2 separate regions of the Homo sapiens genome follow, and region 2 is linked to region 1. Evidence: chromatin loops called from intact Hi-C (ENCODE). Cell type or tissue: lower leg skin. All regions are shown on one strand. Each heading gives the region's core, and the rest is flanking DNA. Links, peaks and the distances in the headings are about the cores only.

Evidence for each region. Hi-C counts contacts between places; a loop is a spot of excess contacts. Peaks named below come from ENCODE experiments on the same cell type or tissue, not always from the same donor. Only the 100,000 strongest peaks of a DNase experiment are listed, where the experiment ranks them.
Region 2: it touches region 1 in a loop (10-fold over the local background); 82 of 110 quality-filtered maps call a loop at or near these places.

What each region holds. Positions count from the first base shown.
Region 1 is chr12:40,618,323-40,626,011 of GRCh38, forward strand. No RefSeq gene overlaps it. Among named protein-coding and RNA genes, the nearest start is that of CNTN1, 70 kb to the right of the region's middle. In lower leg skin, for the core only: no CTCF peak of the experiment used is centred there; a DNase peak (open chromatin) is centred at 4,120.
Region 2 is chr12:40,919,004-40,926,692 of GRCh38, forward strand. CNTN1 (contactin 1) reads left to right here. Exons shown (of 24, transcript NM_001843.4): 5 at 3,253-3,425; 6 at 5,554-5,649. Among named protein-coding and RNA genes, the nearest start is that of CNTN1, 230 kb to the left of the region's middle. In lower leg skin, for the core only: no CTCF peak of the experiment used is centred there; no DNase peak of the experiment used is centred there.

The DNA of each region.
Region 1 (7,689 bases), core at 2,500-6,499:
AACACACACACACACACACACACACATTATTTTCTATGTGGTTTCTAAAACAAAAAGCTTTCTATCTATTTTCAAGTCATTCTAATTTTAAGATGTAGAAATTACCTTTGTTTTCAGAGTAAGACATTAATTTTCAGAAAATATAAATATCCATAGAATATCTATATCTATAGATATAGATATATAATATGTGGAGATAAATAGATACTATGTGGATACATATATATATATATATCCTATTTTATATATCTCTCTCCTATTTCATATATATATATATATATATATATATATATATATATAACCTCCCCACATAGCATAATGGCATTAATTGAAGCAATGTAAAATAATGAACAGGGTGTACTACTTTCATGTACTTTCATGTATTTATTTTCTTTTTACTAGCAATTTCCTAGTTTTTAAAATGAGCAGACTTCTAAGATTGGAATCTGAGGAATGTCATTTTTTATGAAGCTTTTTCATAACACATTTCTTCACTGAAATCTCTAGGTCACTCAATCTGCTGAAGCAGTCTTAAGCTCTGCTGATCCCAGTCAGAGGCCAGAAGGAACATTTGCTTAAATTCAAAACTCTCTCTGCAATATACCCAGGATTTGGGGTTCACAGAGAAAAAATCCAATAAGCCTAAACTGGCTACTGATAGATTCTGAGACAGGAGTAGGTTAGAGGTCAAACGTGGAAGATGATATTGGGGCTTAGAGACTGATACCCCAGAATATGGTACTTTGACATGGAAAACTGAAGAAGCCTCAAGATCTCTCTGACTCTCCTCCAACTCCTGTCTCTCAATCTCTGTCTCTCCCAATGTGCAGAATAAAAATGTTCTTGAAGTTCCCTTATCTGGCAAAAGTCCGGACCCACCAAAGAAGAAAGCAATTACCTCTGGTCCCTTCCTGAGTTTTCATTAACTGAACTCCTTTGGCCAGAATGAAGATGAAAGTCTCAACACACCTGCACACATTTGCAAACTACTGCTCTGCAGGTCCAACAGACTTTGTCCCAGGCCCCTGTATGTTTTTTAAGTCTATTGAATTTCCCTAAAAATCCCATACTACCCACCTAAAATCATCCACATTTCCCCATCTCCATTTCTCCTAATAAGAAGGGTATATAAGTATCTGTACCCCATTGTGTGAGTGGGGAATCACTCTGTGATTTTTACCCCATGCACATTAATACATCTGTGTGCTTCTTCTCTTATTAATCTGTCTTTTGTCTGTTGATTTTTAGTGAAACTTCAGAGGGCAAAGGGGACGTTTTCCCATGGCCCCTACAGTGGGATAGAGATCACATTTTGGTATAGAGCTGGGGACTTTAGAAATAATATGAATGGGGTACTATATGGTCACAGTTAGTGGGCTGAGGGAAAAAAACAAAAAAAAACATGTTAAGGCCATCTAACGGGATGATTCTTATAGTCTGGTTTGTCTTGTCTTCTTTTGCTATAGCTTCCCTAGGTGATATTTTCAATAATTGTGGATTAAAGTAATATCTTTATGCTGGTCACTACTAAATTTACATTTCAAGTCCAGATCTTCCTTCTGGGAAGCACTCTCAAAACTTCTTCCTACACAGTATTTTCACAAGGGTGTCTCAAAGGCACAGTCTCCAAAACAGACATCTTTCATTTTCCACCAATTCATCTTTCCGTTTCATTCTTCTTCATCTCAAAAAGTGGCAATACCACCCTCCTGTCAATTGCTCATGATCAAAATGTCTTCCCTTTTCTTTATTCACCTAAGTCCCATTGATTTGACTTTCAAAAGATTTTTGGATCTACTCATTTCTCTGAAAGTCTCCTGTCATCACAAAGTACAAAGTACCAACACCTATTTCCTAGATCATGGTGTTAAATTCCTAATTCACTTTTATAAACTTTCTTTCCTGTCCTCTTACAATACATTGATTGCCAGCAATGACTAAACCGAAAATGTAAATTGCATCATGCCATTATTTTGCTTAAAGCTTCCCAATGTTTACTCATTGAACTCGAAATAAAATCCTAAGTCTTTTCAGTGGCCTAAAGGCCCTGCATTATCTAGGCCTAGCTGCAATTTTCTCTATTCCCACCACGACATACTCCCACTACAGATCTCTAGTATCTCTGGATACTGAGTGTTCCAGCTCTATCCTAGCTCATTGCTTTTGCACATGCTATTGAGAGGTGACAGCGTGCTAGCAGTCCTCACAGCCCTTGCTCGCTCTCGGCGCCTCCTCTGCCTGGGCTCGCACGTTGGCGGCACTTGAGGAGCCCTTCGCCCGCCACTGCACTGTGGGAGCCCCTTTCTGGGCTGGCCAAGGCCAAGGCCCCTCAGCTTGCGGGGAGGTGTGGAGAGAGAGGCACGGGCAGGAACCGGGGCTGCGCGCGAGTTCCGGGTGGGCGTTGGCTCGGCGGACCCCGCACTCGGAGCGGCAGGCCGGCCCCACCGGCCGGGGCAGTGAGGGGCTTAGCACCTGGGCCAGCAGCTGCTGTGCTCAATTTCTCGCTGGGCCTTAGCTGCCTTCTTGCGGGGCAGGGCTCGTGACCTGCAGCGCGCCATGCCTGAGCCTCCTCCCCACTCCGTGGGCTCCTGTGTCGCCCGAGCTTCCCCGACGAGCGCGGCCCCTGCTCCATGGTGCCCAGTCCCATTGACCACCCAAGGGCTGAGGAGTGCGGGCGCACCGCGCGGGACTGGCAGGCAGCTCCACCTGCAGCCCCGGTGAGGGATCCACTGGGTGAAGCCAGCTGGGCTTCTGAGTCTGGTGGGGACATGGAGAACCTTTATGTCTAGCTAAGGGATTGTAAATACACCAATCGGCACTCTGTATCTAGCTCAAGGTTTGTAAACACACCAATCAGCACCCTGTGTCTAGCTCAGAGTTTGTGAATGCACCAATCAACACTTCGTATCTAGCTAATCTGGGGGGGATGTGCAGAACCTTTGTGTCTAGCTCAGGGATTGTAAAGGCACCAATCAGCACCCTGTCAAAACAGACCACTGGGCTCTACCAATCAGCAGGATGTGGGTAGGGCCAGATAAGAGAATAAAAGCAGGCTGCCCTAGCCAGCAGTGGCAACCCGTTGGGGTCCCTTCCACACTGTGGAAGCTTTGTTCTTTCGCTCTTTGCAATAAATCCTGCTGCTGCTCACTCTTTGGGTCCACACTGCCATTATGAGCTGTAACACCATGAAGGTCTGCAGCTTCACTCCTGAATCCAAGGAGACCAGGGACCCACCGGGAGGAATGAACAACTCCAGACGCCCGCCTTAGGAGCTGTAACACTCACTGAGAAGGTCCGCAGCTTCACTCCTGAGCCAGCGAGACCACGAACCCACCAGAAGGAAGAAACTCCCAACACATCCGAACATCAGAAGGAACAAACTCCAGATGCGCCACCTTAAGAGCTGTAACACTCACTGCGAGGGTCCACAGCTTCATTCTTGAAGTCACTGAGACCGGACACACTCTCTCTTCTGTCTAAAATGCACTCATCTCAATTTTTTTCCGTGACTAGCTCATTATCTTCTTTTTAGGTCTCAACTGCAGTGCTACATCATCATGAGGCCTTCCATGACCACTGACCCTTGCTCTCTTCAAAACTATTATTAAAGTTTGCAACTGCTTATTTATCTATCTCATTTATTTGTCTGTCAGTCACCCTCACTACAATGCAAGCTGCATAACTCCTTTGTTTACTACATTATCCCAGCCGTCTGTTAAATTAATGAGTTGATGAATAGTCAAGGAGCGTATTTTGTTAATACAAGGAAGCAATTTGAGAAGATGGACCAGAAGAAGCCTCTCTGGTCAGAGGGAGTTTCCAAGGAGTTTTGGGTTTCCAATCAAGATTCCCAGTCAGCCCTGCCTTATGTCAAAGGAGTTTGTTAACATCCCTCGTATTGTGAATCCTACTGTATTTCCACCTCCTAGTTGTTAAGTAGGGGAACCGTTGAGCATTTCAAGAATTGTAGTGACCAGAGAAGCCTTATCCCAGATGGAGCAATTTCTCTTGGGTTCTCAAAACTGCTTAACTCTTGGTTTTACTGGCCTATTTTCTTCACAGAGACTTAAAAGTGGGACCTCAAGAGATAGTCTGATGGCAAAAAGGGCTGCCACCAGATGGCAGCAAAGAGTTGTCTTCTTGCATGGTTACTTTTAAATCTTGCCCCTATTTAGAGGTATTAAAATATGATTGTTTCTGAAATACACTTACATCATCAATGACTTTCCCATTTGGCATTTGTATCTGTTTATTTCAAACACTTCCAGTTCATAGATTCAATGGGAAAATTCCACTAGATAAAGGGATATCTTCAGAAAAGAAAAAACTCAAATTGGAAATTTTTTGAATGAAAAATGATAGGGCTGGGCTTTGTGGCTCATGACTGTAATACCAGCACTTTGGGAGGCAGAGATGGGAGAATCGCTTGAAGCCAAGAATTCGAGGACAGCCTGGCCAACATGGCAAGACCCCTTTCTCTACAAAAACAAAAAACATTTAGCCAGGCATGGTGGCATGCACCTTTGGTCCCAGCTACTTGAGAGGCTGAGGTGGAAGGATCGCTTGAGCCCAGGAGTTTGAGGCTGCAGTGAACCATGATCAGGCCACTGCACTCCAGCCTGGGCAACAGAGCGAGAACTTGTCTCAAAGAAAAAAAAAAGGCTTTTCTTTCCTAGAAAATTACTTAACTTTAACCTTAGAATCTTACAATCAACATAGAATGTATGTAATTTGAGTTATGATGAAGACTTTTATGTTTGAAAATGAATTAATTCACTTGACACCAACTGACTAAAAAAAAAATAAGAAATATAAGGAAAGGTATGTGCTGCTGTATCAGGTGCTCTCAATAGTGATGCACTAACACCTGTGTAGTTTTATTAATCATTGGGATCATTTTGCTATCCTGTTGGAATTGAACTACTTAGGCTGGCATAAAAGCCTTTAACATTCTACATTTGAATTAGCGTCACTAACTCACTACAATCACTTCCCCCTCCATTATCTACTCTAGTCATGATAAACTCCCCACTTCCCAAACACTTCAATCACATCAGTGCCTTTGCTCATGCCAATCCCAGGTCTATGAGTAATCCAGCAGCTCTTTTGAGTTGAAAAATATCTATTTATTTTTCAAGAACCATCGCAAATGTAACTCCTTCTGGAGGCTTTTCTGCCTTTCATTCTCTTTCACACAGAAAGACCCTCTTCTTTGAGTTTCTATATGTCACCTCATGCAATCATTCATCCAGTAAATAACTATTAGATAATTCACCATGCATTATATCTAATGTGCTGAGTAAATAACAAGCACATCACTGCTATCATAGACTATAGAAGGATAAGGAGAAATTAAATGAAGAGTTATTGTATGTTGAATGCTATAAAGATCTATAGGACATATATCTTTTACATGTGATAGAGGATTTCCTGAATGCTAAAACAGATCTAAAGAATGAATAGAAGCCATCTAGACAAAGAGAGGGGAGGCAGAAATTCTAGGTAGAAAAAAAAAGAACATGTGAAAAACCACTCAGAAGATGGTATCTATTAATTCAAGGAATCACTAGTTCAGTGTGGTGGAGCAGAGAGAGTAAGGGGAAGGACACTCAAATGAGGGTGGAGAGTTAGGAAGGGGAGTGGATAGTTCAGACTCTTTAAAGCCTTATTGAGGATGCTGGACTCTACCCAACAGTAGGGAAAAGTCAGCAGCAGCTTTTAAGAAGAGTGATAAAATAATCAGATGTGGATTTGATCCATTACTGTAACCCTAAAATAGAGAATGGATTGGAGAAGAGCACAAGTAGGTTTGAGGAAGTGTAGGGAGGTTATCGGAATAGTCTCAGCAAGTGCTTTTGATAGATTGGACTAGGGCTGTAACCATGGGGATGGAGAGAAGTAGATTGATTTGAATGTTATTAAAGAGGCAACATTGCTGGACTTGGTGATTGGTTGTGGGGAATAAGGGAGAAGAAGGAATCAAGTGGGCTCTAAGGTTTCTAGATTGAGCCACCGTATATAGATGATTGTGCTATTTCCAGGGGTGATTTGATTTTTATATTACTGATTAATATTTAGAGTTACATGGCTCCTTTGTTTAATGTGCTCAAGACGTATATAATAAGAATAAATGTCATGTTATTTCAAAACTAGGATATCAAACTTATAAAATTCATGTTTAAAATAATTTCTGGAATTCTAAAGAAATACAAGTTGTAAAAAAAAAAAATGTCGGCCGGGCGCGGTGGCTCACGCCTGTAATCCCAGCACTTTGGGAGGCCGAGGCGGGCAGATCACAAGGTCAGGAGATCGAGACCATCCTGGCGAACACGGTGAAAGCCCGTCTCTACTCAAAAAAAAAAAAACAAAAAAAACAAAAAACTTAGCCAGGCTTGGTGGTGGGCGCCTGTAGTTCCATCTACTCAGGAGGCTGAGGCAGGAGAATGGCGTGAACCTGGGAGGTGGAGCTTGCAGTGAGCCGAGATTGCGCCACTGCACTCCAGCCTGGGTGACAGAGCAAGACTCTGTCAAAAAAAAAAAAAAAAAAGTCATAATAATGAAGAGACATATCAGACTAGGACACCTGCAGTAATAATTACTCCTACTGCTATCAAATTCTGCCTATGTTTGCTGCTTAAAGGAAGCTTTTGCCCTTTCCTCTCTGTTTTCTGATCCTAGTAAGATTCACATCCTCCTGCATTTTACATATGTAATGCTTTAGAAATTAAAAATAGAATCTGCAAGCTGCAGAAATTCTAATTGAACATTTTAATAACTTCTTTTCTTTGGATTAATCAACTTTCCAAAGCATGAGCTATTTTTAGCATCAGTTACACTTCTACCTTTGTGCCCAATTCTAATTCTCTTCACATCACAGAGGATCTCTTTACAGCACTCTCTTTGAAATCAATCAGCGCTTTCAGGAGTTATGCAGTGGAGGATGAGAATTGGGTCATGGCGGACATTCTCCCTCACATAAGGCTGAATTCTTTCACTTCCAGGTGCAAAGACAGAGTTAGATAATTACCAGTTAAAGAGCAAAAAGAAGACCATTAGAGTAAACCCTTCCTTACCCCCCACCCCGCCAAAAAAAACAAAAAAAAAACACACAAAAAAAACAAAAACTTACCTTGGTAATGCTATTTCAGATTGGTCACGTTGTTGTTCTGTTTCCAGAATTTTAACTTCACCAAGAAACAAATTACACTGAATAAATTTGCTATTAAAATTCCTGGTCTGCAAAATGGGAAGCAATATCTAATGCAACCTCCTCATACCCAACTTAACACTTAGATTCCTGGGAAGATCCTGAAAAGACCAGGAGGCAATCTACTGCCTGACAGATAATCTACTTGCAGGAACTTTAGACATTTCTATTAATTGTATGTTTGATGGAATTTGGAGTAAGGTAACAATAGTGATTTGCCCTCCCCCTTCCTTTTTAAGAGGAAGAGAGTCAACACACTACCTGAAAGAAGGTTGTGAGATCTTTCATCCTTCCCCCACTGCCAATCTGTTCATTAGAGTTTCAGGTTCTATATTAGTCCATTTGTGTTGCTATAAAGGAATACCTGAGACTGGGTAATTTATAGGGGAAAAAGTTATTCGGCTCATGATTCTGATTGGCTGGAAGAGTAGTCATCTGGTGAGGGCCTCAGGCTGCTTCCACTCATGGTGGAAGGGGAAGGG
Region 2 (7,689 bases), core at 2,245-6,244, 300 kb after region 1:
TTTGACATTATCCACTTATAAATTGTATAATGGAAATCATGTTTTTAGGCCCATGAATGGTTACATAAAATTATGCATAATTTAAATATACAGATTTGAGGATAAAATGTTTTTGTTATGTACTGGCCTGCATAACTCATACCTACAGATATGGATAAATTTTTATATTAAGTACATTTAAAGATCTTGCACAAATAACTGTAGAAAGCACCATATTTTTCAACAGTCTCATATCTATATTCCACCCAACACAGCAAATTTCTTAAATGTCTCTACCTATAGGAAAATCTATATAAACATACCTCTTACTATTTTTCTGGGTTACATATGTATGCTATCTAAAACAACTTTATAAAAAGCAACAATGAGTTTTCCTGCTTCAGATGGGTCATAAAAGTATACTAACAGTTTCTCATCTGATGCAAAGAATGAGATGCAAAAATCAACCAAATGCCAGTGGATTTAAATTTCACCTGTGCAATGGTTCCATGAAGACAAAACAAGTGACTGATGGAGAAATTGGGGGCTCTAGTGTGTTAATGTCACCTGACTTAATTGAAAGTTGTCACTCAACAAAGTTAATTTTAATATTTTTTCCTTGATACAAAAGTAACTTTCTATTATTATAAAAAGTTCTTACAAAAGAGAATATCCCTTTCCACCCATTTGATTCTAACAGTACTCAGTTTTTTCCTGCCTTTGGCTATAATCACAAAATTATTCTTAAGATAAAATTGTGAATTTAGATACAAAATCACCATCCCATTGAAATTATTTTTATCGTTTCAATTTCATACATGGAAATATGATATAAGTAGGTATTTTATAAATTATAAATAACACATTTGTTCTCAAAATATTTGATGGGCTAGACTTATTTCCACCCTTAAGCCATATATAATGAGAGCCTATTTGTCATTGACATGGAATAGTAGAACTAATAGGATCTGTAGAGGAGATCCAATCCAAGAAAATTTTACAGGAGAGGAAGCTGAATCCTGAATAAGTAAATTTGCTTGCTCAAGAACTAGTAAATCACAGATCCAAGACTGAAACACAGTTTTTATGACTTCCAATGAGGTATGCAATTTTTTCATTATTTATCTATCTGGATAGATTGATAGAATCCCAAAAACTCTTTCAGTGACACTTATGCTGTGACACTCTGTTGTTAACAGTCACACAAGGGACCTTAGCAAATCAGTCTCTAGGCTAGAACAGAGGCAACCAAAAGAAAGGGCTGCTCTCAGATAACATTCTAGAAACATGGAAAAGGCTATGCTTCTCCTTGCTGCCCCCATGCCCCCACCCCACAGGCACAATAAAAAGCAAAGCTTTGCTTTGCCAGTAAGTCACCAACTGCCTCTCTCAGGTTGCACCCAGCACTGAAATTCCCACTTTGAGTTTGGCCTGGTTATCCATACACTAATAGACAGAACTGGAGAAGACAGATAGATGTTTAATCTTGTTATGAAGACAGTCTGCATTTGACAGGAAAAAAAAAAGTGGGGGGAAAGAACAGAAAAAAAATCAGCTCATGATGGAAATAGTTTGATGGAAAAGAACATTTAAAGTTTTTAAAATGTACATAATTTCAGGACAAATTATACTAACCTTGGTAATCATCCAATTTTTCATTCATATAGTAGTTATATATTTGTAGCATGTTCTGGGACAACGTGCTATTCATAGCAACATCCTGAGAGGTACAACAGGGTACTTTACTTCTGACTTATAAGCCTTGAGGCTTTCATTATCTTGCCCCCATCCCCAAAGAAACAAGCATTACAATAAAAAAGTATTAAAAGGGATTGTAGCAATAGTCTATGTTTCTGAAACTAGACCAGTGAACTTCTTCAAAGACAGAAAAAGGTAATCCTTATATGATGTCACAAGCACAATCAGATCCATGTGGAGGAAGGTAAGATAATAAACAAATATTTGGAACCAATATAATGAGGGAGAAATTACAAAAATTGGAGCTGCCCAACAAAGAAACCCACTGTCTTGACAAGAGCTAAGCAACTTAACACTAGATGGTTCAGGCAGGGACAATATTGCCATCACCTGGGGGAAGAGGAAGGCTTTATTCATTGGATTGTAATTTAGTAAGTTTTAAAAATGCAAAATCACAGTTTTCTATACTTGCTTTTAAATTATCTCCTATACTGCGAAAATTGTAACTAATAATGTTCCAGTAACTTTGATTTGACAACAGATATTCTAAAGTCATTAGGACTTTTGGGCATGATTATTACTCTAATTAGAAGTGGCCAGGAAATGAGCGATGTGGCCACGAGCCACTACTACTTGAGCGATTTGACCACAGCTCTAGGCTTATGACTTTCCTGAGGACATGGAACTTTAAAGGATAAACCCTGATAAAGAATGATTATAAAATTATACAGTTGGTTCTCTTAGTTGAGAACTATTTTCTACATGCATTCTTTTCATCATCACATCAGAAAGTTAGATCCCTGTTTCCAGTCTATTTATAACACTATCCCTATCAGTTAATGCTCTGATTATCTGCAGCATGTCTTATATTGTTATGATATTATGTGGTTGGGGAGAAAAAGAATTGTTCCTCTTTTTCACTTTATTAAAAGTAATCTTAGAGTAATGAGAAAAGACATAAGTGACCACTAACTCTAGGCTGAGGAAAATCCAGATTTACTTGTATATTTGTGGCTCGGAATAAATTTTTAAAAACCCAACTGACTTTTATCATTTTCAAATTGTGTGACTGACCTCTAGTGGTCAGAATATGTCACTTATTGAGCAGAACCCACTGTCAATTAGTTTGTTTTATTGAAAAATTACTTTGAAATTTAGAGTCAGATATTGATATTTTGTATTTTATTTATGGTAGAACAATGCTTTTAATACTTTATACAGTATATCTGCATATGTATGAATCTAACTGGTGCATAGATGGCTATCAATTACATCCCAAGAAATCAATTTATGGAGAAAAACTCAACAAAATATTTGTCACTTGAGATACCTCACAAAAAAAAGACAAAATACGTCATGTACTTTGATGTTTCCTTGTCTGTACTTGAGCTAAATTACAAATTATGGTCCTAGAGACTCAGAATCATAGAGTACAAAGAAATACCACCTGAATCATATTCTTAATTGTCTGACTTCACATGGAGCCGTACCCAAATTATTTTAGAACTGTGTTAGCTCCGTAGAGTTTCTAGGTCTCATGACCTGTGATATGACCTTTGTGTCTTTTTCTCATAGATGGAGAATGAATAATGGGGACGTTGATCTCACAAGTGATCGATACAGTATGGTAGGAGGAAACCTTGTTATCAACAACCCTGACAAACAGAAAGATGCTGGAATATACTACTGTTTAGCATCTAATAACTACGGGATGGTCAGAAGCACTGAAGCAACCCTGAGCTTTGGATGTAAGTAAACTGTAACTTTTAAAAAAGGGCAAGCGTGTTTAGGTGAGTTCAGCAAGAAGAACAATCAGGAAAGGATAGTGAGAGGAAGGCATCATAGATGAGGTGGATCTTACAAGATGAGTGGACCCTAATTGTGTAATGGAGACAACAAAGCACCACAAGGCATACTATGAATGCACTTGAAACAGTGAAAGATGATGTTGTCAAATAAAGGAAGGCCAGCGTCTGAGGATCTTGAATGACTCTTTAAAAGTTAGCATCAGGCTGGGCGCGGTGGCTCACACCTGTAATCCCAGCACTTTGGGAGGCTGAGGCTGGTGGATCATGAGGTCAGGAGATCGAGACCATCCTGGCCAACATGGTGAAACCCTGTCTCTACTTAAAATACAAAAATTAGCTGGGCGTTGTGGTGCATGCCTGTAATCCCAGCTACTCGGGAGGCTGAGGCAGGAGAATTGATGGAACCTGGGAGGCGGAGGTTGCAGTAAGCCGAGATTGTGCCACTGCATTCCAGCCTGATGACAGAGCAAGACTCTGCCTTAAAAAAAAAAAAAAAAAAAAGACATCAATGGAAGCAACAAGCCATGTATTATCAAAGGGGCACTATCACCCCTAAGGGGGTGAAAATTGTCTTTTGGGGGAAGAAAATGTCACATATTGCAACATAATGTCTGTGACTCTTCAAAGATCAACCCAATATGACAATATTGTATTCCCTAATATTTAACTTCTAATAGTAGGAATAAATTTAATTATATTTTAGTTAATTTATTTTAAATTTAAATTACATGAAACATTTCTTTTAATTAGGGCTAATAATGAAAAACTGTGCTAAGCTAAAAATTAGAGGTTGTTTTGAAAGAAAATTTTACATTGGGAGATGAGTTGGACCAGGTGATCTCCAGTATGTGATTTGTCAGCACTTAAATCTTTTGCAAAATGAATTATAGGATGAAAACAATGTTTTAAGAAGTCCTTCATGGTAGGGTTTATCAGGAGGGAATGAGAAAGGTCCAGGAAGAGAAGTAAGATTAAATTAGTGTGGTGAGAGTGGAAATGTAAATAATATACATTAACCATAAGGAAAGAATTAACAGGTTGCATTGCACAAAAGGAAAGAAGACTGTACATTTTTTTTCCAAGTTATGTCTAGTCAGAGGGTAGAAACATTCTGTTCTCATTAATAATGGGATGGGAGCAAGAAAAACCAATTTCAAGGATGGCAGGAAGCATTTAAATGGTTGCTTCACATGCAGAGGTTATTTTGATATTGAGTTATCCAAGTTGAAATGTCAAGTAAGCTATTGAGGATAGGGATGGCATTCAAGTAAGACACCAGGCCTAGAGAAGTAGATTTGAAAAGTCCTCTGCAAAAAAGTAACACTTAGCATAGATGAATTTTCAGAGGTATACACTTTATACTGAGAAAAGTAACAATTCAATGTTATAATTTGGGTGCCGATCACAGGTTAGGAACAGGAAGAGAGGCAGAAAAAAATAGAATGAGTATCAGTAAAACAAATGAAGAACTGGAAGAATATCAAGGAATCAAGTGAAATGTAAGTTCCAAATACATAGAAAAGAGTAAAGAAAATTAGAACTGAAACAAACCCAGAATTTGAGAAGGAGCAAGAGATTGGTTACTTTCACGTTCCCTAATGAGGGTCCTGCCTTTCACCCTTATTCCTTCCCGATATCCAAGCCCTCCCTCAGGAAGAGAAATACCCTTCAAATGAGTCCATTCCTCTAAGTCATTCCTTCTTACTTACTTTCTTTGGTAGGTCCCTGGTTTGTCTGATTTCATTGTATTTCCAGATACCCTGACTGAGATTCTCCCTAAGTCTGAAACAAAAGTCTTCAGGATATTTGTGATTTTCAGGGTTGTCAGAATTCTTATGCAGGCTGCTCCCAATATCCATAGACTTTGAGCTCATAACAGAACTTTTTAATAGTCTATACAAAATCTCAGCAATGTAAGAACGAGGAGCTGACTTTACTAGGCTTCACCAAACCACTGAGAAGTGCTGTATCTCACGAATGAGTTATTTGCTGAAAGGTAAAATTGATGAATGTCTCTCTTTCTATTGACCAGAGAGTGAATGTTTCTCTTTTTTTCTTTCGTAATTAGATCTTGATCCTTTCCCACCTGAGGAACGTCCTGAGGTCAGAGTAAAAGAAGGGAAAGGAATGGTGCTTCTCTGTGACCCCCCATACCATTTTCCAGGTAAACTTAATTCCTCTCTGACTATTAGCATCTATGAAACAAAATGGACAAGTTTCCATTTTCTTAGTAATAATGCTACATTATTAATAATCATGGCTTATTATTAATTAAATGAGACTGAATATTTGCATACCTTGTAATGTGTCACTAATTGTTGTGGACACTTTCTTTCTTGGCTCAGTCACCTGGCTCTAGTCCCAAGGATCTCTAATCATTTTAGTTTATAAACATATATATATATATATAGTATTATGTCATCATTAAAGTTCCTATTCCATAGGGAAATTCTGTTAGATTTTCTAGAAAATATTCCTGAAATAGAACAGTACCAAGAAAGGATGTATAATCAATCATTTTCTTAACAAGTTAGTATCTATGAAATACTGTGAACTGTATGTAACTAAACCCTAGAAGGGATAAAGACATAATAAATTATTAATCTCCTTAGGAATACCAATCAGCAAGAATAATCATCTACTTTATAAATGGGGCTAAATTAAGTGTCATCTGTTATGAAATTCAATTTTGAATCTATGTTTTCTGTAATTTTATATGGCTAAGACAAAAGCCACCAAAGTGCTAATTAAAAGATGAATTCCTCATATACTTTCACCAATTTTCATTTATTTATCAAATATCTCTTTGAAACAATATATAAATACCTGTTTTCACAATTTAAAAATCATGTTTCTATTCTTTTAGTTCTAATATTATGCCTTAAATTTGACTTTAAACATCTCCATAGAGAATGAAACGTAACAGGCTTTTAAACTCCATACAGGATTTTGTGTGGGATACATCAATCTGATGTGTGTGTATGTACATATACACACACATATATTTCACACAAAATTATGTTATATATTCCACATGAAATTGTGTGTGTGTGTGTGTGTATATATATACACGTATATATACGTATATACGTATATATACATGTATATATATATATACGTGTATATATATATATACACATATATATATATAGAGAGAGAGAGTTGTGGTTGTTTACATATCAAATATTTGTGATTTTCTCCACAATAGGAGAAAGATGATTGCTTGATAAATACAGGAGGTACATATAAAATTCAAAATTTTCTAACACCCTTTCAATGAGAAAAACCTTTTTCTTAAGGAACTATTGAAATTATATATATATATATATATATATATATATGTATGTGTGTGTGTGTATATATATATATATATATATATGTATATATACATATTTTAAAAACCTACCATTTTCATAGTGTTTCCCACAAAGTAATGACCAAAACTATCCAGTGACTACATTTGACCATATTCAATACTGGATGGACTTCACTGCATCACTCATTGACTCAGAAAATCTCTTATGAGTATTTGTTATACAGCAGGCACAATGTATGCCACAGAAATGCCTCAGTGGAGCAAAACAGGAAAAGCTACCAGCCTTCAGAGGTCTTCCACGGGGAGAGTCAGACATTAATAAGATAAATGGCTAAAAGACATGCCATGTTAGATATTGCTAAATAAGGATAGATAGATAGATAGATAGATAGATAGATAGATAGATAGATAGATAGATATAATGCAGGGAAGTGGGGAGAGTAAGTATTGAGGGGAATGACTGAACTCAGGAGGAGCATCACTAGAAGGAAAGTTGGAATAAACACCTGAAGGAAGTAAAGGAGCTAACAATATGAGTATCCGAGAGAAGAGCATGCCAGGAAGATGCTGAGGTCAGACTATGGAAGACCAAGGAAGCCAGGGTGGCTGTCATAGAGTGAATAAGGCAGAGGGTAGTAAGAAATGAAATAAGAGAGGTACAAGAGCTGCATTATGGAGGACCTTATGATCCATAACAATTATTAATACTTTGGCTTTTACTTTGAATGCGATTTACATTGGTGGGCTTTGAGCAGAGGAGACACATGACATGACTTAAGTTATAGAAAGGTGACTCTGGTTACTGTTTTAAGAAAGGACCTGGGGAGGACAAAGGTGGAAACAAGAGATCTGTTTGGAGGTATTGCAATAGTTTAGGTAGCATATGAT